Regions from separate parts of the Mus musculus genome. Here all the other regions are linked to region 1. The links are chromatin loops, found by intact Hi-C in ENCODE. Cell type or tissue: gastrocnemius. All regions are shown on one strand. Each heading gives the region's core, and the rest is flanking DNA. Links, peaks and the distances in the headings are about the cores only. Region 1 overlaps Crybb2 (crystallin, beta B2). Region 2 overlaps Myo18b (myosin XVIIIb). Region 3 overlaps Myo18b (myosin XVIIIb).

Region 1 (9,947 bases), core at 1,296-9,295:
GGTTCAGGCCAGGGCACAGTGGGGACTATGGAATGAGACTGGCAGGTCCCTGAGTGCTGTGATGCTGAGCCCACCAGCAGAGTCTACCCAGTCAGAGTCTACAAGTCTCCCAGCCCTTCTGAGCCTGTCTCCTTCCTCCAAGACACCCACAACACATGCCCAAGGAGTGCAATCTCAAAGAAAGCTGTGTGGATTGGAACATCATATAGTTTCCCATACATCACATCTGAGCCTGGTTTTGTGTGACAGTTACACACACACACACACACACACACACACACATTTCTCTGAACCAGCAAAACTGGTTACAACAGAACACAGTATCTGTGGGAACTCTGTAAACAAAATATCTCAAGCAGAAAGCAGAATAATACACTCTGACTCATCAGCGCATGTAAAAGAGAGGACCACAGAGCATCCTCACATAGGAAGCTCTCTCACCTCCCACACAAGCCCTCAGAGGTCTCACCCTGCACCCTAGTGTCCCAGACACAGGGTGAAGTCTGTTCACATTTCTCACACAGTGGAGGCCAGCCTCGACATCCCATAGCATCCACATGCACTGTCCTCAAGGCCGTGGCACCAGGGGACACCTCACTCTGAATTTGTCCAGAGCTCACCAGTGCATTCCCTGGAAAAGGTGGACGTCTCCGTCCCCCTGGCACCTTCCCAGAGCTGTGTGTGTGTGTGTGTGTGTGTGTGTGTGTGTGTGTGTGTGTGTGTTGCTTTTCTTCTCTGTTGTTTTCTAACAACTTCCTGTATAAATCAAGGCTGAACTCCAGTTCTTTTCATTAAAAACAACCGATGCTGTGGAAACAGTTGAGAGGCCAAATGGGCTGTCCGTGCTACTTCACAGATGCTCCCTGGCTGACAAAGATGCCTGCTCTTCCTCCACAGCCCAGTTCCCACAGTACCCGGTCCATGGCCAAAAGTCTGTGGAGAGAGTCCAAATGAGTAGATGAAAACACAGAAGTAAGTTAGGGGTTAGATGCAGGTGTGGAAGCACATGTGTGTGTGAACAGCCACTTGAGGATGGTGTGTGTGTGTGTGTGTGTGTGTGTGTGTGTGTATACAGCCACATATGAATGGTGTGTGCACATGAATAGCCATATGTAAATGGATGTACATGTGAGCAGCTACATGTGGATGGTGTGTGTGTGTGTTTGTGAGTGTGTATATGTGTGTGAGGAGCCACATGTACATGGTGTGTGCATGTGAGCAGCCATATGTGGATGGTGTGTGTGTGTGTGTGTGTGTGCATGTGTGTGTGCAGCCACATGTGGATGGTGTGTGTGTGTGTGTGTGTATGTGTGTGTGCATGTGTGTGTGCAGCCACATGTGGATGGTGTGTGTGTGTGTGTGTGTGTGTGTGTGCATGTGTGTGTGCAGCCACGTGTGGATGGGTGTGTGCATGTGAACAACCATATGTGGATGTGTGTGTGTGTGTGTGTGTGTGTGTGTGTATGTGTGTGTGTGTGTGTGTATGAGCACCCATGTACCCATGTGTGGACGGGTATGTGTGTGAACAGCCATGTGTGAATGGTGTGTGAAAGAGCTCTACAGAGTTCCTTCTCTTTTTCTCTTTTTACTCTCTCCTTTTGTTTACTCTTTGGGGACTAAACAAACTGGGAACTGGGTCTGGCATCTGCCTTCACTGAGACTTCACTTCAGTAAGGAGAAGGACACGGTCCAAGGAATTAGCCAAAAAGCTACAAAACCACCTGTGTAGGTTTAGAAAGATGGCCCAATGGTTAAGGGCACCAGCTGCTCCTGTAGAGGACCTGGTGTCTGGTCCCAGTACCCACATGGTAGCTTACAACTATCTATAACTCCAGGTCCGGGGAGCGGGGGACGGGGACTGATGCTCTCTTCTGGTCTCTGGGGGCATCAGGCATGCAAAGGCTCACAAGCATACATGAAGAACAAGAATACACATAAAATAATGAAATAATGAGACAGCGTTTTTTTAAAAACCTGGGACCATTGTGCCAGGCCACCGACATCTCTACAAGAAACCTCCAAAAGCTCTGATCCTCACTCTCCATCCCCTCCACCCAATGTCCAGCCAGAGAGGCTGAGATGCAACGTGGGGCAGAGGCTGCAAAGAACCCACGGGCAGCTGGGGAAATGAGCAATCTTCCATCTCTCACTCTGTGGCTCCTGTGTCAGGTGTGAGGCATCCACCGTTGTGTGGAAGCAAATAAGCCAGGTGCTGATGGCTTCTCCAGTGCCTGATGGGAGCCTGCGGGAGTGGCAAAGGCCGCTGCTAAGTGGAACAGACTTCAAATAAAAGCCATTGGCTCCTGGTGGATCTGTCTTTCACACCATGAGCGCATGTGCAAGTGAGACGGTGGGAAGGTAGAGAAACCGAGAGGAGACACAGCGGTCCTAGGACCCCATCCAGCCAAGGTGGAGTGAGTTCCCTGGGGTACAAGTGAAGGCACACCCCACTGTGAGCCCCCAATGATTCCTTCCTACCAAGAATATCTGCACTTGAAATCTGGGGGTAAGGAGGTAAGGAGGGGACGCCTTCACACGTTTGCTCGGCTATGAGCTGTCACATACCTGCTCTGTCTCAGGGGCTGTGTGACACACTGGGGACCCTGGGGTGAGCTAACCAGGGTTCTGTCCAGGTGAAGCTCAAAGTCCAATAGGGAAGCCTGCTATGGGCCAACACAGTTGCGGGGGGAGGGGCTGATGAGCTGATGGTGGGGGTCTGGTGAGGGTAGATGAATCAGGGTCGATGTGGGCAGATAGAAAGCCCCTATCTGGAGCTGGAGGAAGGAAAGACAGAGGGGCGGGGAAGATGGCTGAGCGAGGGATGCCAGAACGTCTGACTTCCAAGAGAAACATTTTTGAAGGATGTTAACATGTCACTAGCCAACCCAAGAGCTAAGAATGTCACCAAATATCACCTGAGGCCTGCAGCAGAGCTACCCTGATCTATGTTCTGAAGGAGAACTGGAGGAAAAAGGCTGTCTGTGTACTGGCTGGTTTTGTGTCAACTAGACACAAGCTAGAGTCATCAGAGAGGAGGAAGCATCAGTTGAGAAAACGCCTCCATGGGATCAGACTGTAGGCAAACGTGGGATATTTTCGATGGGGGAGGGCCCAGCCCATTGTGGGCAGAGCCATCTTTGAGCTAGCTGGTGGTTCTGGGTTCTCTAAGAAAGCAGGCTAAGCAAGCCACAGGGAGCAAGCCAATAAGCAGCATCCCTCCATGGCCTCTGCATCAGCTCCTGCGTCCAGGTTCCTGCCCTGCTTGAGTTCCTGTCTTGGCTTCCTTCAGTGATGAACAGCAATGGGGAAGTGTAAGCCAAATAAACCCTTTCCTCCCTAAGTTCGAGGTGTTTATCATAGCAATAGAAAGTCTACCAAGGCTAGGTGGCTGATCAGAAATGTAGCAACATGGGCAGGTTGAAATGTTGCCAAGTCCAGGGCCAAATGATCTTGGGGTATCTTTGGCCCTTTGATATATATTGACTTTTTCCGTGCCTGATCCAGCTGCTTTTGCAACCATTAGGTACTTCCTTTGTAATGTATGAACACACCCCTAGTGTCCACCAACCAACAGGCTGAGAAAGCTATCGGACAGCACCTGGGATGTAGCTGTGATGTCTCTGCGTTACTGTAACCCTCTTACCTGATGCCACCTCTAGTGTTTTAAAAGTGCCTTGATTTGTGACTTTCTTTTGTTCCGTGACTACAAAATTTCATGGAACACTTGCCATGTGGGAATGTGGTATTTAGGATGGCGCCAGTGTGTTCCCAGCCACACAACAAATCCTTTTACACAATGTTTTCATATTTTAAATGCTTGGGGGCTGGGAGGGCCTAAGAAAGATCCGGGTTTTTTGGTTTTTTTCGAGACAGGGTTTCTCTGTGTAGCCCTGGCTGTCTTGGAAGTCACTCTGTAGACCAGGCTGGCCTCAAACTCAGAAATCCACCTGCCTCTGCCTCCCAAGAGCTGGGATTAAAGGCGTGCTCCACCACTGAAATTCAAATTTAAGATTCCTGAAGTTTCGTGGGACTTGGTCGGTGCTGTGATTTACACATGCGCAGGGTCCTTCGTGCGGAAGGCACCAGAAAGGCTCGTGGGTGCCCACGCGAGGCGGTCAGCGCAGAGACCCAAAAGAAACTGAGCGACTCCAAGCGACCTGGCCTCTATGAGGCCAAAAATAAAACAGTTTTATTTATTTTGTCTCCGTGGTGGTTTGTGTTCTTTTGTGCCGGGGATTGGAAGCATGAGACGAAATGCTGATCATTCCCTGCACTCATCTTGTATTTCCAGAGTCCTTGCGAGTGCTCCTGCGTTGGACCCCCGAGGGCTCAGCCTCCCAGCAATTCAATTGCCAGGGCGCACGCGAGGCCCTGCTCACCTCGGCGACTGACAGAATGCTGGGGATGGCACTTTGCTGACACCTCGTGGCCAGTGCGGGAAATGGCTCCCCGAAGGCTGGGAAGAGGGGCTGATAGGTCCTTGGAGGCCAGAGAGACGGTATGTGGCCTTCCAGGAAAAGTGGGGGATGAAAGAAGGGGGCGGGGTGGACAGAAAACACCCTACAGTGACCAAGGGGGCCAGGGACTAAGACTAGCCACCAAGTCCTTGAATCCAGGCCCAAGAGAACCTATGACCTGCTGGATTTCACACACCAAGTCCCTGTCCCACCCTATGGAAGCCACGCCCTATGTTCCAGAGTCTCAATGGAAGGTGGGGTTGTTTTCTGAGGATGGCCACCACTAGATAGCCTCATTGACTGGTGAGACCTTTGCCCCTTCCTCCCAAACCTGAGCATCTCCACCTGACCTGGGATGCCTCGGGAGAAAGAGGAGCTACTCAGAAAGTGTCACTCAGCTGCACCTTCCTCCTGGGGCACTGGCTCCTGGAAGCCATCGCCACGAAGTGAGGATGCCAACACCCCAAGGATCACCTCAACTTCACCTGGGAAATTCCACACCTCCACACCTCCACTTAAACTGCGACACTTAGGATGACCTCATCTGTCCTAGGGGTGGCTCTTTTCTCTTGCCACCATCCTGTGAGTTGGGGCAGGGGAGGGGGAGGGTCTGGGACAGAGAACTAGGTGGGTGTTGTTCCTGTTTGGTTGAAGTGTTGTCAGATCAGCTCCTCCCACAGGTTGCAGGGAGCCAGCTCCACCAGTCTGCTGCCTCCAACGTTCTTACTCCGGTGATGAAAGCAATATACCGTTCTTAGTGTGGTGTGTTGGGGCTCCCTAGAGGGACAGAACCAATAAAGAAATGATGTAGTAAAATACATAATAAAAAAGATAATTATTTCGTTGGCTCAGCCGGGCTTGATCATCCAACAATGGCTCCTCCCACAGTGAATATCCAGAGAACCCAGGGGCCTTTCAGTCAATGAAGCTAGATGCAAGGAAGTCCCAGGATAGCTCTTCAAGAAGTTTCTGTGGGGGGGCTGGTGTCGAGTCCACACAGCAAGGCTGAAGACACTGAAGGCTAGTGTCCACGAAGGACAAGCCACAGCAGCGGTCGCACTCTCTCGGGCAGGAGTGGAGGCAGGTGGGCCCACCTGCCCCCCATCAGTACACTTCTTTATATCCAAGCCTTCCGTTGGAAGGTGCTGCTTCTTGAGGGTGGGCATCACCCTTGGTTACTCTTCCTGGCCATCCCCTCGAAGACTCACACAGAGCATGTCCCACAGGTGAGTCCCATCAAGTTGACAGCGAGACCAGCAATCCCACATAACTCTCCATGGCTGTGTGTTTGTGTCTATTTCTCCTTCTCATAAGGACACCTCATGTGGGATTAGGGGCCTCGACTCTAGGACCATTTCATTATATCTGTTCCAACCAGCATCCAAAGAATGCTTGCCCCCTCCCATCCCCGCCTTCTGAGCTCCTGGGGGCAGGTTTGCAAGTCATGAGTGAGGCAACTCGATCAATAATAATCACCTGGGCTTAACTCCCCATCTTGTTTAGTCCCAGGAAGAAAGTAGACCCTTGATAGTGGTGGTTGAAGAATGAGCAAGAATCAGAAGAAGAAGCCATTAACATTGTATTGTACTGTATTGTAACATTGTATTATATTGTACTGTGTTGTAACATATTGGTCCACTTATGGGTCAAGTGGGCCTCCCACAGCTCAGCTGCTGTAAGTAATAGCCCCCCCACGCACACATACACAAACACACACATTGTGGACACTTTTCCCGCCATACACACACTGTGTGGTGGTGCTGAGAGGTGATTCGGGGCTGTGGAGCTAGAGAGATGCTCAGTGGCTAAAAGCACCAGATACTTTTGCAGAGGACCTGGATTTGATTCTCAGCATCCACACAATGATCCCCAACCACCCATAATAATCCCAGTTTGGGGGAAATCCAGTACCAAGTATGCATGAGGTGCATATGTGTACATGCAGATAAAACACTCATATGAATAACAGGAAATAATAAATCTTAAACATTTTAAAGAGGCAAGATCTAGAACAGGGGGCTAAAGTCATTGGGACTGCATCTTTGAAAGTCATGAATCTGGTCTTGTAGAGGTGGGCATGCGGGACATCCTTACCAGAGTCAGCTCAGCCCCTTGTGCCCACAGTTGGTTCCCTTCATTGTTCTACCCTTTCACCCTTCCAAAAGGGACTTTTTTTGTCCAGAGGTGGCTGCCAGCCTGTGGAACCAACCTCTTGCTTTGCAAGTAGCCAGCCTCTGGTATTTTGTTACAGTAACAGGGCACAGACTGATATACCCCCTCAGTTTCCCATTTTCCCATGTTGGGAGGAGGGAGGGGGGCCTCTAAAGAACCTTTAGATGAACAAGAGTGTCCAAGCTTTCTTGCAGACTAAACCCTTGGAGGTTGTCACCCCGCCTACAAAGTAGAGGTTTGATAACAACAGGGTCAGAAGACATAGATGACAGGGGCAGAGCAGACAGCCCATGAACAGACCCCGTGTAGGGTTCTTCAGTGCCCTGCAGGCCAGCAGCTGCCAAGAGTGAAAATTAAAAAAAAAAGGAGAAACTGGGTCTTACCACATTCAACACAGAAATCAACTTTAGAAAAAGCAAGATCCGAGAGCAAAGCTCTGAAACACTCAGAGGTGTTGGATATGTGTCCTGGGGTTAAGGAGACTCTCTTAAGAGCTGTGCAAACCATGGCAGTGCGGAGGGGGGTGGGAGGGTGGGTGGAGCTTGAGGCTCGAGTATGCTAAATTTTTAAATGATATTCAGAGCTATCAGAAGGGAGGTGAGGAGAATTAGACCCCAGCATCCACCTTATACCATAAGCCACAGAAGGGACGAATCCAGTTACCACCCACACATGTCTGATGTTTCCGTCCCTGCTCACCCCTCATGAGAACAGCATGGTTCTCAGAGGTTCCCTGGGGTGAGCAGCCTCCCTCCTCCTGGGTTGTGATCTCCTAGCCTAGTCACAGGACAAACCAAACCACCCCAGGAAGAGCAGGGAGCAGTAAACCTGGGCACATGCGTACTGAGAAGTGGTGGACACAACAGGGCCTTGGATCCTCTGGTAGATACAGAACAACCCAAAAAGCAGCTGCCCCATCTGTGGTGATGACAGAGCCAGGGTGGCAGGAGGCACCTGTCACTTACCCCTGAGTTGTTCTGCAGCATGTTGTATGGGGCCCACAACATCAGCCACACTGGCTACTTGCAAGGTAAATCAAATAAACAACAGCTCAGGGAGCCATTACTGGTGTATTCTCAGACACATGGCTATGGAGTGGCAGAGATGTAAGTTTCAATGGGCTCTTCTTACAGACCTCAGTCCAGATGCCTGCTAACTGCCCATCTCCCTCTCCCCCTCCCCTCCCTCTTCCCCTCCCTCTCCCCCTCCTCCTACCTCTCCCCCTCCCTCTCCCTCTCTCTCCCTCTCCATATCCCTCCCCTTCCCCTCTCCCTCCCCCTCCTCAATTCCACCCTCCCTCTCCCTCTCCTCCTCCCCTTTCCCTCCTCTCTTCCTTTCTCCCTCCCCTCCCCTCCCCTTGCCTCCTCCTCTCTCCCCCCCACATGCACATACATGCTCTCTCTCTCTCTCTCTCTCACACACACACACACACACACACACACATATGCACACATCACATGATCACATGCACACACATGTGCCCCAGGCACGCCATGGATAAAAGACATACAGCAAACAAGTTGCAAGCCACACTTTATTCTTCACTCTGGGTGTCAGGAGGCTCCGAGGTGGCGGGCCTGGACCCTGGGGAAGGGGAGGGTCAGGGCTCTAGCTGGAGGGGTGGAAGGCACCTCGCTGGTGCCACTGCATGTCACGGATGCGACGCACAGACTGCACCTGGGGGTGAGGGGCCCCGAAGTCGCTGTTGTCCTTGTAATCCCCCTTCTCCAGCAGGTACTGCAGCCCACGGTAGCCAGGGTACTGGTACCCCACCCACCTGCAGGCAGAGGTACGGGAAGACATGGTGAGGTCAAAAGAAGCCAGCTGGAGTGTCCTGACATCAGAAGAGGTAGGTGAGACCAGGATGCCCCTGCTTGCTTCCTTCCCCTGATGGGGAGCTCACTACCTCCCACACACACTGGATATTCCACAAAGGCTTAAAATCACATGGGCTCCTATGCCGCCTCAGGACATCCTGTCTTAACCCCATGCCCAGCAACAAGGCTCAAGGAGAGGAGGAGATAGAAGGGATCCTCTACCACCCACCCACATTCAGAGCCTTGACCAGGCAGGCTATCAGTAACCCTCGACCTCTTGATGAAAATGACAACTGTCTCCAGCCCAGGCAGAGGGTCCTGCCGGACAGACTCTGGACACTTTCATCCCTGCCCTGCAGTCGTGTGCTCTGTCATAGCCACATGGCCACATACCACCACAGAGAACAGGATGGCTCCCAAAGGCTTCCTCTCACCACAGCTTTCTTTGGGTGACTTTTGGGCCCTCTCTGCCCTGCAATTCCAACTCTGCCTTTGGATCTCAGCTCAAGAGTCTGAGGGAAGCCCCTTAGGTTTGTGTGGAGTCTTAACAATTGATTGACAGCTGTCCCTCTGGAGGACACAAGGCAAGAGCTAGACCCCCGTCTCCTTTCAAATATAGAGTACCTACACAGTGTAAGACACTTGGCAGCGATGGGCAAATTAAAGCAGCCGAGGGCGATGCCTAGGTGTACAGAGAGATTTATACCGAAGGGGCCTGAGAAACCCTAGGAAGCCAGGGCACATGTTCAAGGCAGCTCTGCTGGGGTCCAACACCATGATTGGAAGCATCCCCCAATTCCTGTGGTGCAAACTGCCAGTAGGGCTGATTACGGGCTGCTACTAGTTAGGGAATCCTATTCCAAAAAGACTGATCATTGCTCTCCATTCTCCCAAACGACTTCTGGGACCTCAGAGGTGGTGGTAACCAGAAGGCAGGACATAGAAGCACTAAGAGTGATGTATGGAAGAAAGGTGGGCAGCGGGCTAGGGACTCTGAGAGCATAGGCTGCATGAATCAGAGCCCACACACAGAGACTTGTCACTCTCTCTGAATGCATGGGGATGTATGATGATCCAGGAATGACCAGACCCCACCACCCACCCACCCACCCCCAGCCCACTCCCAGTTTCAGGGTGCCCTGCTCTTCCTTAATAAACTGCCTTTTCTACCCTGAAAAAAGAAAGTCAGCCCTCAGGAGTATGTGTATTGTCCCTCTGTGTCTGTGAACTTGACTTGAGGTATGTATCCAACCTTGACAGACTGCTGTGGTGTGTGTGTGTGTGTGTGTGTGTGTGTGTGTGTGTGTGTGTGTGTGTGTGTTGAGCATACAGGGATAGGGGCACACCTGTATGCTCTTAGAGCCATAGAGAAGGACATCAGCTGTCCCGCTCTGTCACTGTCTGCTTCATTCCCTTGACACAGGGTCTCTCACTCAATCTGGAGCTAACCCGGTATACAGCAAATCACAGCCATCTCTTGTCCCCATCTTCCACAGTGCCA
Region 2 (9,947 bases), core at 1,351-9,350, 210 kb before region 1:
AGTTTCCTCACTCGATGAACCTGTAGCTCAGTGCTTTAGCTCACCAAATGATCTGCCTGCCTTCACCCCCACCCCCAACCCCAGCGCTGGTATTACAGATGTGTGCCTCCATGCCTGGCCCTTTCAGGTGAGTGGTGAGCTCTGAACTTTGTCTCTTTGGCTTTAGTGGGGAGAACTTTGCCCACTGAGCTGTACTCTCAGTCGCTGCTGTTGGTATTTTCACAGCGAAAAACTTATTTCAATGAATTGCTTGCTTCTTCTAATCTCCCGAGGACATGGAGGCTTTAGAGTTGTGGGAGCCAGAGAGGTAAATGGACTTGGTGAAGTCACACAGCCAGGATGGGATTTAAGCTCAGCTCTCCCCACCTTAAAAGCCCTTCCTCTATTCAAAATATGCCACTCTGCAAGATGGCCCTGGTTTGTTCTCACTAAGCGCTGCAAGAGACATGGCCTCAGCCAGACAAGAACACTGTTACCTGTTGATGAGGGAGACCACAGCCACGAAGAGTTCTTGGTACAGGCCAGAGGCCATCCCCTCTACACACTCCACACCTGTCATCTTCAGCCCTGGCATGGGGAGACAGAAAGGGATTAGTAAATGGAGGTCATGACCTCTCCTGAGGCCAAGGGCATCGATACCAAGTAGCCAGGGTCACCAGAGTAAAGAGACACTCACTCTGCGCTCAAATAATGTGCCCATAGTTTAAGGTCAAGGTACAAACATCCATGTTCCATATTATTTTAATCTATGTCTCCATTAAGAGGCTGGGTGTGCCCTGAAGTAAGGAACCATCTGAGTATGGGGCACAGCATGGAAGCGAGTTCATTTGTCTTTTTTCTCTACAAGCAGGCACAGGTTCATCCTTAGACTCCATCGCTTCACTCCTAAGATTTTACTCAGATGAGAGATTCTGAGAAACAGAGCAGCCTGGCTTCACAATGTCCTCTGATTGTTTAAATTGGCCAGAATCACTTTGTTGTGATAACTCGGCCATCCAGGCAGAGCGAATGGCCAGAAACCGGGACTCCATCCATGCAGAGGCTCAAGTCAGGCACAGAACAGTAGCAGACAGCAGCAGAGGGCTCCTCCCCAGTGCTAGAGGACTGGAAAGCCTAGCAGGCCTCAGATGTGACTGAGCACAGGGTCACAAACACGTTTCACTAAAGCAGCTGGTCTTGATGAGGCTGTGCAGCAGAGAGCAGCCAATCACAGCTCTTGACCTCCCATCCAGTTCCCTTCACAGAATTAGAATCCATTGCCCCTCAAGACAAATACTTCTGCTTGCACATTCTTGACAGCCTGCCCACTGCTGCTCTCAAGCCTTCCCTATCCCTCCTTTATCTCCATCCCCACCCTGGGCTGTTGCTAGGCAACCCACGGCCTCAGAGTATTGATCTGAGGCACACAAGTCCCCTGTCTGCTTAATGTCTGTCTCTGAGACCTTTGCTGGACAGACCAACTCAGACTCAAGAAGTGTTGCTTGTCTGTCTGTCTTGAGTGTGTACTTTGCACCTGTCTTTTCCACTCGTGCTATAGGCAAGCATCTGTGTGTGTGTGTGCATACACAAACATGCAGTTCATGTGTGTGGTATGCTACAAATGAGAGGAGACAGCAGAGCACAGTATCCATGTATGCATTTATGTGCATGCCCATGTATTTATGTACACACCTGTGTATGTATTTATGTGCATGCCCATGCATATATTTATGTACACATCCATGTATATATTCATGTGCATGCCTGTGTATTTATGTGCATGCCCATGTATATATTTATATACATATCCATATATGTATTTATGCACACATGTATGTTTGTATTCATGAAACAGAAGAGGCATCCATCTTAGCGGACGGTAGACTGCTCCAGGGACCCCCCAGGGTCAAGAAGTTTGTACCCTAGAGCTAGGTCAAACAGACCCCTATTATCATCACAATCCCTGGTGTCTGACAAAGGACTGCTTACAGAGAGTTTGCAGGCTTCCCTGGGTCCTAGGGCTCTGATTGCCTCCATATTCTGCAGGCACAGCCTCAGGGCCCAGCAGACTCGCTCTGGTGAGTACAGACCTCTCACCAGCTGCTTATGCCCAATCCAAGATGCCCCTTGGGATTTCTGTGTCACCTCAGTGTCTACCCTAGACCCAGCATTTGCCACCCCATCCCACTCCCACTGCCATGTTTCTGGTCCAGTGTGTCGCCTCTCATCTAGTGGCTGTGTATGTCTGTGTGATGGGGTAGTGTTACATGTTCATGTAAGTGTGTGCCTGCATATACAAATATGTGAGAGTATTGCGTGCATGTGTCTGTATGTGTTGGAGGTTACATGTTTATATAGGTGTGTACATACATGCACACATACAGGTATGTGTGCACAAGAGTGTGTGTGTGTACATGTGTGCATACATGTGTGTGTATGTTTTTGTGTATGTGCATGTGTGTACATGTGTATGTGCATGTTTGTGTGTATGTGAATATTTATGTATGAGTGTGTGCATGTGTGTATGTGCATGTGTGTGAGTGCAAATAGATGTGTGTATGTGTGTGTTTGTGAGTGAGTATGTATACATGTGTGTATAAACATGTTTATGTGCATGTGTGTGAGTACATGTAGATGCATGTATGCATGTGTATATTTGTACACTTATGTGTTTGCATGTTTGTGTGTATGAGCATGTGTGTGCATGTGTGTATTGCATGTTTGTGTGTATACATGTATATGTGCACATTTGTTTGTATGTGCATATGTGTGTATATGTATGTACATGTGTATATGTGCATGTTTGTGTGTATATGCATATTTGTATGTGTGTGTGTATTTGCATGCCAGAGGGTGACACTGGCACCTCACTCCATCACTTTGTGCCTCACTTTTTGACACAGGCCTCTCCCTGAGCCCAGAACTCACACCGTGGCTCCCAGGTGAGCCCCTGCCTCCTCAGTGCTGGCCGCACTGCTCTGCCCATTTTTCAGGAGGGTTCTAAGGATTCGAACTCAGGTTCCCATGCTTGCATGGCAGGAGCTCTCCCCACTGAGTCATGCCCCAGCCCTTGCCTGTGATCTCTACAGGTTCTCAGCTTCTCCTCCTAGTCGCTGCTCAGCTTTTGACACTCCCAGTGAGCTAAGCAAGCCACACCCAGCCCCTTTAAGCCACTCTTCAGCTTCTCTGTGTGCCCTCCATCTTCTCCCCACCTCCCTCTCAGTCCTCAGCACACCAGCCTTGCTCTCATCCCTCACACAGGTAGGTCTGCCTCCCCTGCCTGTCAAAATCTCACAAACACAAAGCCCTGGGTGCTGCCTGAGTGCCCCATCTCCCCGCGTGGAGGATCCTCCCAGGGCTCAGTGGCCTCCTTGGTTCCTGACCAGAGTGAACCATTTGACCATAAACACCAGACAGGGCGGAATGATTTCCTGCACATGTGCACAGAACACTCAAAGGGAGTCTTGCTGAACATAAGAAAACATGGGAAAGCATGAGGTGCAGCTACTAGTGCAGCCACTGCAAGATCCAGCCCCCCATAATGTAGCCTTGAGGACTCGATACCTGAGCAGGCCTCATTGTCCTGTAGGCCCTGGCGCTGCGGCCCTGACGTCATCTGCTCGATAATCTGCCGTAGGTGGTGCTTGAAGGTGGCGGTGTTCAGTTCCTCATAGTCACAGCCCAGGGCTTCAGCAGCGTGGTTGGCCCACTCAAACCGCATGAACTGCTTCCGGCCCACTGCACAGAGGATGGGGAAGAGATGAGGGGTGAGATGCCAGACACAGGGTAGCTGCATGCCCGAGATCACCTCAGGGAGTCTCCCCTCTTCACACCCATTTTGCTTTTTTTTTTTTAAAGCCATTAAAGATAACATAGAGAAACACATTAAATGGAGATAGGGTAGACTTGGGATATATCCACCTATGTATGTATTTATGTGCACCCCCATGCATTTACTTATGTGCATGTCCATGTATACATTTATATGCAAACCATGTATTTACTTATGTGCATGCCCATGTATGTATTTATGTACACACCATGTGTCTGTTTATGTGCATGTCCATGTATTTATTTATATGTATGTCCATGTTTACTTATGTGCATGCCCATGTATATATTTATGTACACACCTGTGTGTTTATGTGCATGTCCATGTATGTATTTATGTGCATACCCATGTATATATTTATGTGCACATCCATGTATGTATCTATGTGCATACCCATGTATTTATTTATGTGCATGCCCATTACCTTTCGACCCCTTCCTGCCCATTCACCCACACAGCCACTTCCCCAATTACCCAGCCACATATCCAACCAGCCACCCGTATGCTCAGCCCATGTTTACTGAGAACCTTTGACGTGAGAGCAAGTCACACACGTCAAATGATGACCCTCTTGCAGCTTACAGTCCAGGCAAGGGGTTGAGAAAGAAGCAAGCAGACAGACAGTCGGTGAGATAATCTCAGGTGGTGCACGCTGCAGGGAGAGACTAGTGTGGGCACAGAGAGATGGTGGTTGTGTTAGCATGTGCTGCTCAGAGGGACCCTGGGAGGATATGACAGTGGGCTCAGCTGTGACCAGGAAGGAACCTAGAGACTAGGAGTTGGTAGAGAGGCCCTGGGACAGAAATGAGGAGCACAGCAGGGAGGAGGGCAGCCAAGTGGAGGCCACTTAAAACCACCTGACCTCGTGGAGCTCGGAGCATGCTTACAAGCAAAAGCTTAAGTAAAAGTGACAAGGAACCGTCCCACAAGAGGATGTGAAGTCATTTCTAAAATGCTGTCACAGTGAGAGAGCAGGGAGGGGATGGTGATAAGGCTCAGCAGGTGAGGGGCTTGCCACCAAGTCTGAAAGACCAGAGTTCAATCCCCAGGACCCTCAAGGCAGAATTCTGGGACTAAGTCCTGCAGGTTGTCTGTGCATGCTACGCAAAGAAATAGATGTTTTCAAATTATTTTAAATTACATGACAAACAGGAACATAGTCAGCCGGGGATCACGACAGGGCGAGGAGCTGACATTTTCCAAATTCCCTACAGTAGCTGTGGGCTGATGTTGTGACCCAAATACAAATAACTGACTAATTAAAACAAATCACAATGCGCTCCTTTCAAGAGTTCTGTCTCCTTGCAAATGTGTTTCTTTCTCTGAAACAGAGTCTCAGCTACCCCACAGGCTGGCAGGGCCCAGTGGGCCAAGTAGACAACTGAACAATCGAACAGTCGGTCTCGGGGAGAAATGGGAACCCTGGGGGAGATTCTGCCCATGACTAACCAGCCTGAACTTCGTCTCCCCCCGCACCCCCCCCCCATCACCACCTTCACCTCTGGGGTGCCAGAGCAGTGAACGTGGGTGGTCGCTGTCGCTTAGAGGTGACAAAAGGGACTCAGAGGATCGCCGGACAACACAGAGCCACCGAGTGGAAGAACCCGCAACCTCTGAAGCCCACCCCATCCTTCAGATGTCACCTAGCACATCCTTAGGACCCGGGTACACGGTTCCTGACGTGAACCGAGCCGTCTATTTCTCTCAGACAAACATGTGTAAAGGGAGACGTTAGTGCTCCATCTCCAATGAGAATCATTGTCGCCTGTCACAAGAGAGAAGTAGAAACACATACGCGACACGGGCGCCAGCAGGCCATTAGATTCTAATTAGATCCGTTACCTCCGCGATGCTGAAGCCAGCTCTCTCTTTCTTAAAAAGGGAGCTGAGCAGGCACTGGAGAGGAGCCGGATGGTCCATTTACCCCTGGATGAGACCAGACCTAGGGTGGGGGTGGGGGTGGGGGCGGGAGTGGGGAGGGGGCAGGAGGGTCCTGGGAACTCTCTAACAAGAGCCGGCTTCCCCACTGCTGTCTTCCGCGCCCCCTCCCCCACCCCACCCCACCCCACACCACTGTGCACATCTGCCCTGGAGTCTCTGCCCCCTACCCCACCCCACCCCCATCCCCTGCAGTGACCTGCAGAGTCTGGTGAAGCTGAGGAGAAGGAGGTTGGCGGTGAGGTTTCTGGGAGGAGTTACGGGAGGCCTGCTGGGGGCGTGGCCAGTAGCCCAGGTGTTGAACCCAGACTCGACTCCTTTGCCTTGGTTCAGACAGGAGCAGCTGCTCCGGGCACCCCAGGAAAGCCAAGGGCTCAGAAGAGCCACCCGAGGGGGAGAAAGAAGGCCCTGGCTAAGATCACAGCTTCAGATTACAATTTCCACCACTGCCATTCGCGGATGACCACAACTCAAGCACAATTATGACCTTTGGCATGTCGTGAGAGTTCCAAAGATCCCTTTAGGCTCAAAGACTGGGTGGAGAAGGCAGGCATGCCCAGTACACTGTCGCCGCTGTGTCTCCACCTATAAACTCCAGGGGGCGCTCTTGGCCAGGCCCTGGCCGTGCAGGGGCCCAGCTACAGGTCTGTCAGCTGCTTCAGGAAATGGCTGTAAGGTCTTATACCAGGAAAATGCTAGCTTTGGAAACCAGCGTCCCCTCTAGGGGTTCAGTTGACTAAAGCTACTTCTCTACTGAAATGGGGTCGTGGGTTATCCCAGCGTCTTCTACTAACCCCCTCTAAGGACTTTGTTGTGCTCCTCAGAAGGACCCACACCGAGGTTGGGGTAGGGGAACATGCCCCAGCATCTAGATAAACAGGGATGTACCTCCGTGTGGTCGTCAGTTAAAAGTAATGACAGCCATTGAGATTTGCGTGGGGCTTACGTGCCAGGGACACTTCTGGGATGCTCACAAACCCTCCAGGAGAGTGTGACCAAGACACACAGTCTATTTTCCTGCCCAGCATGCTACAGAAAGCAAACAGGGTCCTGGCCAGACCCTGTGCGGCAGCGACTCCGCTATTCTGTCTTCCATGGATGCGGAGGGTTCATTACTGTCACCAGACCCCTGATAAGTCACCCAGGGAGGAATGAGTCCAGGAGTGGATGAGCTGAATGGCTGACAGCCAGCTCTGGCCACTCTGTCCCCTGCCTCCCCACCAACACTTGAAAAAGAGAATGACATGGAAAAGAGAATGTACGAGAGTCGCTTTACCCAAAGAAACCAGCCATCTGGACCCTCAGCCCACCATCAGGACAGCAGGAGATCAAGCTGAAGATAAAACAGAAGGGAGCTGGACAGAGAGGGTCAGGAAGGGGTTGTCAAAGAGAGAGGTTGGACTAGTTCTGACAGGGACAGGGTGTGTCTCTCCCTGCCCCCAGCCTGCTGCAGAGGGTTGCCCACATTTGCTGGATGCTCTTCTCAGCACCAGCTAGAGTTCCCAAAGCTGTGCCTGGGGCATCTCCCTGAGTGCGGAGGTCATTCCCCACTGCACATTGGACTGGCAGCCATTTCTTTCGTTTCTGGTATAAAACAAAACCCCTCTGTAGCCAGGGGGCAGGCAGCCCCACTCCTGCTCCCCAGATCTCAGCAAGCCCTTCTGGCACTTCTAGGCTCATGTCTCATGTGTACCCGTGTCCTGGAACACCTGCTTCAGCATCTTGCCCTCAGCTAGCCAAGGACAGGTTCAGGATAGGCCACCTGCCTGTGATCACAGACAACAGTGTCTAGCTGGGTTTCACTTTAAATGATGGCAGCCTAGGAAAAGGTCCAGAAAGTAAGCCAACCTCTCAGCAAGCTGCCTTCTCTCCTGCTGTCATCTTGTTTTTTCCCCCAGAGGCTACCTGCATTTGTCTGAGTGAGGCCAGGCTCAAACCATCAGTCACCTAGGCAGGGCAGAGCTGACTCAGTGATTCTCAGTGGCAACAGAGGCATGGAACAGGGCAAGCTGGCCTCAGAGTTGGTGTCTGTCTCCCCAGAGTTCATCTAACACACTAGAGGAAACAGAGGCTCAGACATGGCCTAGTCTGTAAAGGGAGGGCATGAGATGGTATCCCCAGCACCTATGAGAAAAAGCCAGGTTTATCAGCACAGGCATGCAATCCCAGCCGTGGAGAGGCAGAGACAGGCGCCGGTAGCTTGCTTAGCCAAATCAGAATGCCCCAAGTTCAACCAGAGGCCTTGTTTCAAAATATAGGATGGAAAGAGATGGAGGGAAAGCAGTCAAAGTCTCTTCCCAGGTCACACACCGAGGAAACCGATCCCTGTACCATACCCCTGCCTGGGTAAGTGTCATCTCTATGGGACTTCTCAGGGCCTTCAAAGCCACTTTTGTGAGTCTCCAGCGGGGGGCGGGTGTGTGTGTGTGTGTGTGTGTGTGTGTGTGTGTGTGTGTGTGTTTAGCCCAAAGTAACCTCAGGATGCCTTAACAGAGCCTGCAACACTTCCCAGGTCCCATTAGACTCTTCTCTGGGAAACTCTGGTTGAGTTGGAAGAGACCCCAAGGTTACTCTGTCTCCAGAGCTACCAGGCAGGCAGCACAGTAATGAGAGGAGGACTGAGAGGAGGACTGAGAGGGAGAAGGGCAGGAGTAAGCGCAGATCCTGAGGCTGCAGAGTCTGGGACTCAAATCTACTCTCAGAGGCAAGGTTTGTAAGGGAGAAGGAGAGAGAAGAGGGGAAGGGGGGGGGAGGAGGGAGAGTGAGGACAGAGAAGGAAAGAAGGAGAGAGAGGGAGGGGGACAGAGGAGGGAGGGAGAAGGGAGAGTGAGAGGGAAGACAGAGAAGGGAGGAGGAAGAGGGAGGAGGAGGACAGAGAAGAAAGGACGGAGGGGAAGGAGGGGGAGGAGGGGGAGGAGGAGGGAGACAGGGAAGGAAGCAGCAAAGGAGGTGGGGGAGGGAGGAGGGAGAAGGAAGTGGATGACAGAGGAAGGAGGGAGGAGGGAGAGAGCATGCACACAAGCTGACAATGGCACAGCTATTGTCCCTGCGCACCGTGGGTTCAATTGCTATCAATTACCGTGACCTCCTGCATTTATTAATAACCGAGTTGTTCCTCCTTCCAACAATAGCTGAGCTGTTCCTGAATTACTCAACATTATGGGACTTATTTATAATGCCAGAGCATCTGGCTCCCACTGCCTCACACAGAGATTTACAATTCTGAAGCCCAGAGAAGACGGAGGCCACCTGCAGAGAGGAGATAAGCCAGGGCTGTGGCTCTGCCACAAGAAGGAGTTGGCTCTGGAGACAAAGCAGGCCAGTTCAAATCCCACCTCCACCACCACCTGGTGCCAGGCAATGCCCTGAGAAGTGAGGTTGACTGTCTAACCCTCCATTGCCATCTTTCTCAAAATGAGGCCTGCAGAGATCAGAGGGGAGCGTGTGTGGAGATGTAGCAAGGCTGTGGGCACCAGCTCTACACCGAAGCCATGACCTGCTCCTCACCTGAACCATCCACCCTCAGAAAAGAGGGATCGGGAGCAAAAGGCCAACCAAGGAAACATCTGGGAACAACATCTCTATCTAGAAGGGCTATCACAGGCACCGTGGGAAATGACCCCTCCCCCACTCTTAAAGAGCTTCCTGCTCCACCCACAGGCAACATGGCCCTACCCACCCACGTGGCTCCCTCTGCCTTGGAGGAAGCAGGCACCAGCATCATCTCTGCTGTGCACACATCTGCACAGAGAACCATCTAGAAACTGCTGCGGAGTTACACAAGCTGTTCTGGGAGGTGACAGTCCCGTGGGAAATGCAGGTGGGGTGACTTCAGACTGACCCCAGCAGGCTTGCTTTGGTGTAGGATTTCTCAGGGTCTCTAGTGTACCCTGTACACTGAGAATTCACAAGAGGAAGGAATAGTCCCTGGGGAGGTCTCCCAAAATGACACAACCAGGGGGCGATAGGTGACAGGGACCCTTCATGGCTCCCACAGGGAGATTGTGGGAAGAGCCAGAGGTCAGATGTCCTAAGACTGTTTCAGCCTAGCTGTGATATCTCAAACAATATCTCTTACTGGGCCTTGGTCTTTTCATCTGTAAAATGGGTTGGCTGCTTTCCAGAACACTGGCCATTTAAGAGTAAAGGCAGACTCATGAGGTAGAGCCTCACAGGGGACTCAGGGAGTCGTCAGCCA
Region 3 (9,947 bases), core at 789-8,788, 180 kb before region 1:
GACACCACACCTTAAAGAGCCCGTGCCCATCCCTAAGCCTCACCTGGAGCTGAGCAGCTGTGACTCGGCCGGTGGCATTGAAGTCCAATGACATCACCATGGCAAAGCGGGTGGCCCTGCGGCTGTGGCCGGTGGACACACAGCCAAAGGCCCGGAGGACAGTGAAGGTAGCCCGGAGCTTCTCCACTGTCAGGAGACAGAGGGGAGGTGTCACTTGTGCCTTAAGCAAGGCTACCGTTCTCGAAATCCATCCTGGTCTTTGTTCTCTGAGGTGGGAGCTCTGGTGAGCAACAGCTCAGCTTCGAACTACAGTCACTCCATGAGTCCCAGCAGCTGCCTCAACCCCGACTCTCAAAGTCATGAGTAGAATAGAAACGATCTGAGTGATGTGTGTGTGTGTGTGTGATCCTCCTAACACTTGAAGGCCATGAGAGGGCTTGAAAGTTCTGGGATCTCCCCAAAGATATTCTCTGAGCACCCACAAGCCCTGTGTGCCATTGGAGACATCTGGGTACATCCTGTCTCCCACATTCTGGGTACATCCTGTCTCCCACATTCACATACACAGCAGAACCAGTCTGTGAGAGAGTCTAAACCAGCTCCCAGCCCTGTGCTTAGAGTGATCACAGAAAGGGGGGACAGCAGGTATAGCCTCTAAGAGAAGCCCAAGGGGGCTCTGCCTTTTGCAAAGGGACAGTTATCTTCTTCACAATTCAGGAGGACCCTCCCTGGAGTGGCAACTGTGTTTCTGGCAGAGTTCTGAAAGGTTGATCAGCTTAACAATGCTCAGTGCTTAGAAAGCACCCATGGTCTGCAATGGTGGTATAGCCGGTGCCGTCTGGTGCAGCGCTGTGTAAGTCCCGGAGGACAGTGTCCCCAGGATGGACAGATTCTATTATTGGAGAGTGTGAAAATGATGTTCATCTAGAGTATACATGCATGCACACACCTGTGCACACGTATGCTTTCTAGATAAACAGTATGTGTGTGTGTGTGTATGGGGGTGGAGGAGGAGAAAGATGAAAAGGAGCAGAGAAATGTCTATGAAGGTTCCATGGAGACATTACAGTGTGACTGAGAACCCTAGTAAACCTCTCCAGTTTTCAATGCCTTTATGTATAAATCTCAAATCATAATCGCTATCCCACCAGTGTCCTGCTATAATCGCTATCCTCCCCCACCCCCGTCCTATTCAAACCACAGAGCTCTTGTGGTTGTTTAGAAGCGGGTCCGGTACAGGGTCCCTGGAGATGGCCACACCGACGGCTGTGACCACAGTTATCATTATCCATGCTATTCACGGACGGTCTTTAAGGCCCACTACACCCCTCCTGTGTTCTTGCCCGGCCTCTCCCCCAGCCAGCACAGGAGCACTTTCTAGAGCATCCTAGCCTTCCGTAGCTCTGTCTCCGGCTCTCAGCTCTGCTTTCATCTTTGCTTCTCAGGTTCTCTGTACAGCGGAGTGGGCTGTGGACTGTTCAAGGACACACACTCCCAAGAAACCCTCCATCTGTCTGATGGGATGGCTCCCAGCAGGTGGCAGCCAAGCTTCTGCTTCCTACTGTCCCAGTGTGTGACCACTGTAAGGGCCACCAGTGTCATGAGAGAGATGCATTGTTATCCTGGTAGAGGTGCTGTCCCAGTGTGTGACCACTGTAAAGGCTACCAATGTCATGACAGAGATGCACTGTTATCCTGGCAGAGGTATATAAAAGAGCACTAGCTTTCTGGGTCAGTAGCCAACACAGGGCCCTTACTTATCTGTGCTTAGTGAATGACAGCTAGACAGGAGTAGTGAAGAGCCACCCAGGATCTCCCCCCCCCCCAGCCACCCAGGACCCCCACATCTCCCCTCCCTGTTCCCATCCAGTTGTCACCTGTGGGCCACCATACCTGACACCCTGCCGTCCACGCTGCCTGCCATACCCACCAGGTGTTCCAGAACCTGCTCACAGCAGGTGGTCTTCCCAGCTCCACTCCGGCCCAGGGCCACAATGCTCTGGTCTCTCCGCTGGCTAAGCAGTGCCCAGTATGCACGCTGGGCCAGGGACGTTACGTGGGCAGGCAAGCCATCCTGCCGACCACGGGGTACCTGCCACAAGATGACAGGTGTCAGCCTCCCGGCCAGCCTGCAAGTGTCATCTACAGCTAGATCACTAGAAGTCCTGAGCGACCGATATACTCATTAAAGGCTCAACCAGAAAGGGTTCATTGCTTCGGTTAGTTAAATCATTGGGTACGATTCACCTTCAATGAGGTAGCCGGGGAAATTGGCACAATTGATTAGTAATATTGAACATGGGAACTGGGAATGGCTATCAATTAGTGATGTCTGCCGTGAAAACAAACTGAGCCATCTCCCTGGCCAAGAAACTGACTGGGCAGTCACTGCTGGGTTCCAATGAAGACATGTCGTAAGCAAAAACCCTCAGACAATGCAAGCAGGTGCTGAATGTGCTGGCTGGAGCTTCCTCCACAGAAAGCTGTGCATACATCACATGGCCCACACACTGCTCCAGGGACACGCCCAAGAGAAAGGAAGGTGTGGTCACAGAGATCCTTACGTCACAGGTCACACCGAGCATAACAGAAAGCATATCTAGGAGTTCTGAGGAAAGTCAGTGGGTGAGACTGATCACACACACACACACACACACACACACACAGAGAGAGAGAGAGAGAGAGAGAGAGAGAGAGAGAGAGCAGACATCTCTCTAAGCGATGGCTATCCTGTGCAGGCCCATGGCAAGCACCGCACACCGCACAGTCACAAGAAAGGGTCCCAGAGAAAGCTGGACTGAACTGGGTACAAGTCGTGCTTCCTCAATCTGGGTTTTAAAGAGACAAAGAACTGGATATGGAGGCCTAAGCCTGTGATTGCAGCTCCTCAAGAGGCTGAGGCAGGAGAATTGCAAACTTGGGGCCTGTCTGGGTGATAGAGGGGTTCATAGCCTGGGCAACCCAATGGGACCATCTCAGAGTTTTAAAAGAGAGGGTCACACCGGATGTGACTCAGTGGTACAGTGCTTGCCTAGTATGTGAGAGACCCTGGGTTCCATATCCAATACTCCTAACCCTGAGACAGACAGACAGACAGACAGACAGACAGACAGATATACAGACAGACATACAGACAGAAAGACAGAGACAGGGAGAGGGAGGGAAAGGGAGACAGAAAGGAAGGGAGGGAAGGAGGGAGGAAGAAAGGGAGGGAGGGAGGGAGGGAGGGAGGAAGAAAAGGAGGGAGGGAGGAAGGAAGGAAGGGTGAGCAACTTGCTCTCTCTGGTGTATAAATCATTCCCAAAGTCCCAGAGGAGCCTGGGTGTTAAAGGACCAGAGGAAGACAAGAGTGGCCCTGGAGCCCAGAAGGGGCTAAGGAGATCTTCCATGGTGTCCAGGGTTAAGACGAAGGAGGTTGCTCAAGTGGCCTTGGTCATGTCAGGTGACCTTAACAGTCTACACAGAAACACCCTTGGAGACAGAGAGGTCAAGGACGCCCAGGCGTATGGGAATCCTAGAAAGGACAGGAGTGCAAACCCAAGGCCACTAGACCTCATAGTTGCTGTGGGGTCCAGCCTAGCCCTGCCTTTTCTCCCTAAGACGGGGAGGAACCGGACACACACCCAGAAGGTCCTCCTCATAGCTCAGACCTGTAGTTTGGGGAACCAGGACTAGAGTGGCTTCACCTCACCTTTTATCCCAAACCACTTGGAACCAGTGCTAGGTAAGCTCTTAAAGTGGGAGCCACGGGACAAGGCCTGCCTTCCTGGAGGTAGCCTCAGAGCCTGGAGCATCCAAAGATCCTAGGGTCTGAGCCTGGAGCTGCAGTTACCCTGAAGACTTGTGTCCTGGCCCACGCTGTGAAGAAAACGGATGCTGCAGACCTGACACCCGTGGGCACCCCCAGCCTTACAAGTGATGCCTTGGACCTCTTTGCAGAGTGCACAGCTGCACCCCACATCCACATGTGTGCTCATATGACCCTTCAACATGTTCCAACCCCAAGAGACATGTCCTTCACTGTGTCCTGACCATACTCAAGCTGTTCCTAGTCCCAGGCCAATGTGGGTCAGATGGCTGTTTGGGGACCAGAAGCTGACTGGGCCAAGATGGCTTCCTATGAGACTTGAGAGGCAGGAAGACTTGGAGACGGAAGGAGATTAGAGCTCAGTGGCCCTCACAGGGAGAGCCAGGGTGGCATCACTCAGGGCCCTCCCTGTGCCTGTGTTTGCAGGTGCATTTGATCAATCTACAATACCCAGTCTGAGAAGAGAGACCCGGAGTGGACATTACTCCATGGGTCTCAGTGTGGCTTCACAGCCCTAAGTGACAGATGAGGGCCACTGTTAGGGACTATCTACCCATCTGCCTGCACTTTCCTCCATGCCCCTGTCTATCTGTCTGCAGCCCAGGGTCCTGTGAGTCTGTCCCTACACAAGTCACACCCAGGACCTGTGACACGTGCCCCGCCCCCACTGGCTTCTTCCAGCCCCATCCTTGCCCACAGGTGTCCAGTCCATTTCAGCCACCGTGGGCTTTACCATCAGTGGCCTCTCCTGTCTCCCCTCCCTGGAAGCCCACAGGGCAGCAGGGTTGGCGTTTCCTCAGAGCCCACTAGTCACCAGCAAACAGCTTCGAGGGACAGAGGACACCGGTGTAGTCCATGACTCTCCACCAGGTGGCGCCATGAACCTTTGCTTTCATTACTAATCCCAATCATAAATGCCCTTTCTTCCGTTCAAGAGATAATAAATAAATACCAGGGTGAACAGAGCTTCTATCTCCACATGAAGGTGGATGTATGAGACTTCAGAGAATCTAGCTAACGTTAGGAGCTCAGAGAAGCTGCAGCTTGAACTTTGTCCCAGCTCCTCTGCGTGTCCATGAAATGGCTTTCCAGGTGGGTGTCATGGCTAGTTTAAAGTGTCACACCTTGGCTTTGAACCAGAGCTCACCATCCCCCTCTAGGGAGCATGGGGTCACTGGTGCTTGCCAAATCCAAGATTCCCATCATGAGCATAGCTGAGGGTTTCCGGGGTGCTGACAGTCAGTTCTCCCCTATAATACCCAGGCGAGGGGCCTTCCACTTGTCTCTGCCCCCGACCATTGCCCCACCTCACCTTCCCTGAAGAGGGCACTGTGGTCGTCTGTGGCTGCAGGGTGATCAGATCAGGCCCCGAGCAGGTGTATGGCAGCTGAGCCCGGTAGCGCTGTAGAAGCGTGTTCATGACGCTTGACTCGTTGACGCTGACCAGAGAAGCCAGGTCCTCAGCTTGGTCCAGCTCAGAGGGGTTGGCCTAAAGAACTCACAAAGGATCTCCTCTGGATTCCTTGGCCCCTACCCCACCAGCACCAGCACACATACACAGATATGTGCATGGACAAATGCTTGCATACACACCCTCATGCATACATGTGCCCCACACACTGCTTGGTCTTGTCATGTAAAGGGCATGTGACAAAGACCAGTGCACAAAGGGAAGTGACAGGCTCTCTCCTTGGCCTGTCTATCTCCTTTGCTTTGTCTCCACATCCTGGGTGCACTGCTCTGTGAGGCTGCTGTCTCCAAGACAGGTCAAGTAAAACCCCAAGTGTACCATGCTTGGCTTGCTGAGGGTACATGCCTCTTCACATCATCTGCTTTTTAAGTCCTGGAGAGGAACACTCGACGTGCCCTGTGACACCCAGGGGTGGAAGCCAGTGGCCAACCACCTCCTTTACCAAAGCTCACTGTGCCTTGGTCCCTTAGAGGTATGCACAGCCCCCTAAGGGAAAGGTTGATGCCCAAAATATGCACCATTGGAATCTATGCTTCAATGGCAACCTGCCCATTTAGCTGAGTTCCCTAGCTCCCAGGGTGAAAACAGAAACACGTCTATGGAAAGGTTTTCACAAAATGAAAAGTAATCTCCTGCTCAGATCAGTCAGAGCCACGGCAACAGGAGCCAGCAGGCTTGTCTTCACAAAGAGCTAAAAGATACAGTGAACGATCCCATGATGGAGCCCCATCAGCAGAGCCCTGAGTACCATGGGGGGTGGGGACAGAGAGGACAGAGCAGTGGTGGGGAGGAGGGGACACTCACCGGGTGGACCTGCTCCTCATCCACTTCGATGACAGTCCTGTCTGCATCGATGCAGAGCCGCACCCTTCCAGCAGGCGGGTCAGCTGTTCCCTCATCTGGTTTAAGCACCGTTGCTGCATGGACAGCCAGAGACAGGAGGGGAAAGAAAGGTGGGTAGGAGGGCAGGGGCAGGGAGGGGAAAGGAGAGGAGGGAATAGAAAGGGAGGGGAGGGAGAGGAGGGGAGGGGAGGGGAAGGGAGGGGAGGAGGGTTAGGAGAGAAGGGGAAGGGAGGGGAGAGAGTGAAGGGGAGAGGGGGAGAAGAGAGGGGAGGGGAAGGGAAGGGAGGGGAGGGGAAAAGGAGAAGGGAGGGGAGAGGAGGGGGAGGGAGAGAAGGAGGAGGGGAAGACAAGAGAGGGGAGGGGAGAAGAAAGGAAGAGAAGGGAGGGTAGGAAATGGGAGAAGAGGGGAAGGGAGAGGAAGGGAGGGAAGGGTAGAGTCTCTGAGACAGTCCAGGAAGCTGGAGACTGAACTTGGGACAGGCTGAAAGGTTCTATTCACATAAAGAACCTGTACTGCCACCCCTAAGCCAGTAGTTCTCTGTGGGTCATATGACCCTTTCCACTGGGGTTGCCTAAGACCATGGGAACGTTACTATTCGTAACAGTTGCAAAATCACAGTTATGAAGTTGCAATGAAAATAACTTTATGGTTGGGGGGTCACCACAACACAGGGAACGGTGTTAAAGGGTCGGGGCATTAGGAAAGTTGAGAAGCACTGCTCCAAGCCCTTTTGAGACAAAGGTTAGCACTGAGCAGGCCCCTCAGAGGGTGAAGTCCACCGACCTGTTCCACACCCCTAGGTCAGATCAGGATGATAATGGGCAAACAGTACAAATGGAACACAGAATCACTTCTCAGAACACGCCCTTCAGTCTCCACTGGCCAACAAGAATGGACTGGGGATGGGGACTCTCTGCCCCATAGCAGCTACTGGTGCCATCCTCATCTCAGCCTCTCCCCTACCTCCTTGCTTACCTCGAGAATGAAGTAAAACTGGCTGGTGGCGGGAAAGACATGAGAAACAAGTGGGACTCCCCTCCCCAAACCCCAGGCCAGCCTGAGCCCACTTACCAAGCGTGAACCCGTCCTTCTGCACCAGCCAGACTTTCTGTGCCTCGTACCATCTATCCTCATAAGCCTGGGAGCAAAAAGAAGGTCTCCTAACCAGCAAAAACCACCAGCCCAGGGTTGATGTAGGGACCCCTAACCTCTCCCGCAGGACCTTTCAAGAAGCCACCAGGGCACGGCCTGAGAATCTACACATGGTGCCGGCACAGAGAATTGTGGGTAACAAGGGACGCGGTAACCACTAAGTAGTAATAGGCGAAATCTAGCCTGGGGAGGGGCCGTGTGGGGCCTAGGGACCTAGCTCTTCGGGAGTACACTCCTGGGGAGTGCTGGGCTGTGGCTAGCCCTATGTCCACCCCGTAGCCTCCCCTATCCCATCCTTAGGGTCCACAGCCCATCACCTGGTCCGAGTCTCCACTCTGGCCCCCTCTATCCGGGTCCTGCAGGATCTGCTTCTCCTCCATAGGCCTCAGCGTAGAAAGCCTTTCCATGACGACCTCAGGAATGGACTCTACGTGACCTTCTGCCTGAGGCTTCACCACATCCACTTCTTCCTCTGTGCACACACGGGGCTCCCCGGCTCCCTGCACCCTGCTCTCTGGCTGGCCGTCCCTCTTTGCAGCCTCTGCTGATATCCCCGTTGTAGGAATCCTATCCGGGGCCTTGCAGCTTTCCTCAGGATTCTGAGTCTTCGCTGCCACCCCAGGGAGCTCTCGGGGTTTCCTTGGTGTCACCAGCTTTTTCTGAGGTCTCCCCACCTTTCCTTCCATCTTCACTGGAGCCTCCTGCTGCTGCCCCGTGGGCCCTGCTGGCTGTCCCGTGGGCCCCGCTGGCTGCCCCGTGGGCCCTGCTGGCTGTCCCGTGGGTCCCGCTGGCTGCCCCGTGGGCCCCGATGGCTGCCCCGTGGACTCTGATAGCTGTCCCGTGGGCCCTGATGGCTGCCCCGTGGGCCCTGATGGCTGCCCTGTGGGTTCTGCTAGCTGCCCACAGCTCCTGTCTACCGCTGGGCTTTGCAAGTCGCCGGTCTTCTCATCCTTACGATGTGACTCTGTTACTCTGTCCTTGCTCTGAGGACTGTCCCACTTGCTTCTCCAACCCAAGAAACCTCCCCACTTCCTTAGCGGGACTGGGGGTTCCACAGGTCTGACTTCAGCCCCTGCAACCTTGGGCTCATCCTCTTTTTCCATCTTCTTTGGGGGACCCCCTCCTTCTTTCTCTGCTGTTCCCAGTTGCTCCTTGTTTCCTGCCTCCTGAGCTTGGGACCTGGTCCCCTGCTCCTCTGTGCTCTGAGACTCACCTTCTTTTTGCCCGATGGTCTGGGGGTCCCGGCTCCCCTTTCCCTCTGTGCCCTGACATTTCCCACCCTTTGTGCTTTGGCCTGTATCTCCAACTCCCCTAGTCCTAGTCTTCTCAGGCATAGAAGGCTGGGGGGCAGAGGAAGTCCCCGTGGTCACCCCTTTCTTTGTCCCTCCAGAATCTTTGGCTGGAGCTGGGGTCTTGTCCACGGGGACATCACGAGGTTGGACCTTCTGATCTGCCTTGGCCAACTCTGGATCCAGCTTGGCCACCATCAGCAGCACATCGCCCCTCCTCACGCCCCTCTTGAAGGGCAGTGTCCTTTTGGCGGGTGTTCCTGTGGGACCTGACTCCTGAGGTCTCTCCCCACTAGTGCTGGTCACAGGTGTGGAGTCCTTGTCACCAGCCCCCGGGGGCTCCTTTCCTGGAATGTCTGCGCTGTTCTGAGTGGTGGATGAGCTGTCCTGGGAAGTCTGCTGGCTTCCAGGCTTGGGGACATTGTTGGTCTTGTTGGTTTGGTTAGTTGGAACTGCTGGGATCTAGGAAAGAGACCATAATGTGCTTAGTTGCTGCATGACTGACCAACAGCCAATCATTCCCAGTTTCACCCACACAAAGAAACCCAAGCCCTTCTGACATCCTCAGAATCTGTGCCTGACAGTGAGGTTCAGCCTAGATAGCGGCTGAGGGTCCACAGAATCAGGGGGAGGAAGGTAGACTCGGGAATCCAACAAAAGGGAGTTTAATGCCACTCTGCCTCTTTTCACTGTGTGGTGTTGGGTAACCTCCTTCTCCTCCTCTCTGAGCCAATTTCTTGACAATAACACAAGGATCATAAAGACCTGCCATGCAGGGTGGATATAAAGACTGGTGGTGGCCCAGCACACGGTCAGTCCTCAGTAGCTGCTGTAGATATATCTGTTATATTTCCATCTTGTAACTGGCTGGTTTTCTGTGTCAACTTGACACAAGCTGGAGTTATCACAGAGAAATGAACCTCCCTTAAAGAGGTACTTCCATGAGATCCAACAGTAAGGCATTTCTTCAATTAGTGGGTGGGAGGGCCCACTGTGGGTGGTGCCATCCCTAGGCTGGTAGCCTTGGGTTCCTTAAGAAAGCAGGCTGAGCAAGCCAGGGGAAACAAACCAGTAAGTAACATCCCTCCATGGCCTCTGCATCAGCTCCTGTTCCTGACCTACTTGAATCCCAGTCCTGACTTCCTTGGTGATGAACAGCAATGTGGAAAGTGTAAGCTGAGTAAACCCTTTCCTCCCCAACTTGCTTCTTGGTCGTGATGTTTGCCCAGGAATAGAAACCCTGACTAAAACACATCTCAACCCTCCAGATGAGATCATCAGTAAGGATACGCATTCCCATCTCAGTGCAGGTGTGGGGCAACTTCGGCCCATTGTCTCCTATCTTCTGTGAGCTTAGGCCCCTCCATAACAGAAGCGTGCTGT

The links. Peaks named below come from ENCODE experiments on the same cell type or tissue, not always from the same donor. Only the 100,000 strongest peaks of a DNase experiment are listed, where the experiment ranks them.
Region 2: it touches region 1 in a loop (2.9-fold over the local background); 5 of 42 quality-filtered maps call a loop at or near these places.
Region 3: it touches region 1 in a loop (8-fold over the local background); 39 of 42 quality-filtered maps call a loop at or near these places.

What each region holds. Positions count from the first base shown.
Region 1 is chr5:113,050,113-113,060,059 of GRCm38, forward strand. Crybb2 (crystallin, beta B2) reads right to left here. Exons shown (of 7, transcript NM_007773.4): 7 at 8,146-8,406. The coding sequence ends at 8,238. Among named protein-coding and RNA genes, the nearest start is that of Gm22740, 11 kb to the left of the region's middle. In gastrocnemius, for the core only: a CTCF peak has its summit at 4,422 (motif pointing left); a DNase peak (open chromatin) is centred at 4,405.
Region 2 is chr5:112,842,728-112,852,674 of GRCm38, forward strand. It overlaps Myo18b (myosin XVIIIb), which reads right to left. Exons shown (of 44, transcript NM_028901.2): 13 at 3,544-3,717; 14 at 477-567. Among named protein-coding and RNA genes, the nearest start is that of Myo18b, 49 kb to the right of the region's middle. In gastrocnemius, for the core only: a CTCF peak has its summit at 6,341 (motif pointing right); DNase peaks (open chromatin) are centred at 6,349, 6,968 and 9,044; H3K27ac peaks cover 369 bases.
Region 3 is chr5:112,866,301-112,876,247 of GRCm38, forward strand. It overlaps Myo18b (myosin XVIIIb), which reads right to left. Exons shown (of 44, transcript NM_028901.2): 4 at 7,593-9,026; 5 at 7,195-7,261; 6 at 6,084-6,196; 7 at 5,121-5,297; 8 at 1,894-2,092; 9 at 44-186. Among named protein-coding and RNA genes, the nearest start is that of Myo18b, 25 kb to the right of the region's middle. In gastrocnemius, for the core only: a CTCF peak has its summit at 4,669 (motif pointing right); DNase peaks (open chromatin) are centred at 1,990, 4,655 and 4,971; H3K27ac peaks cover 247 bases.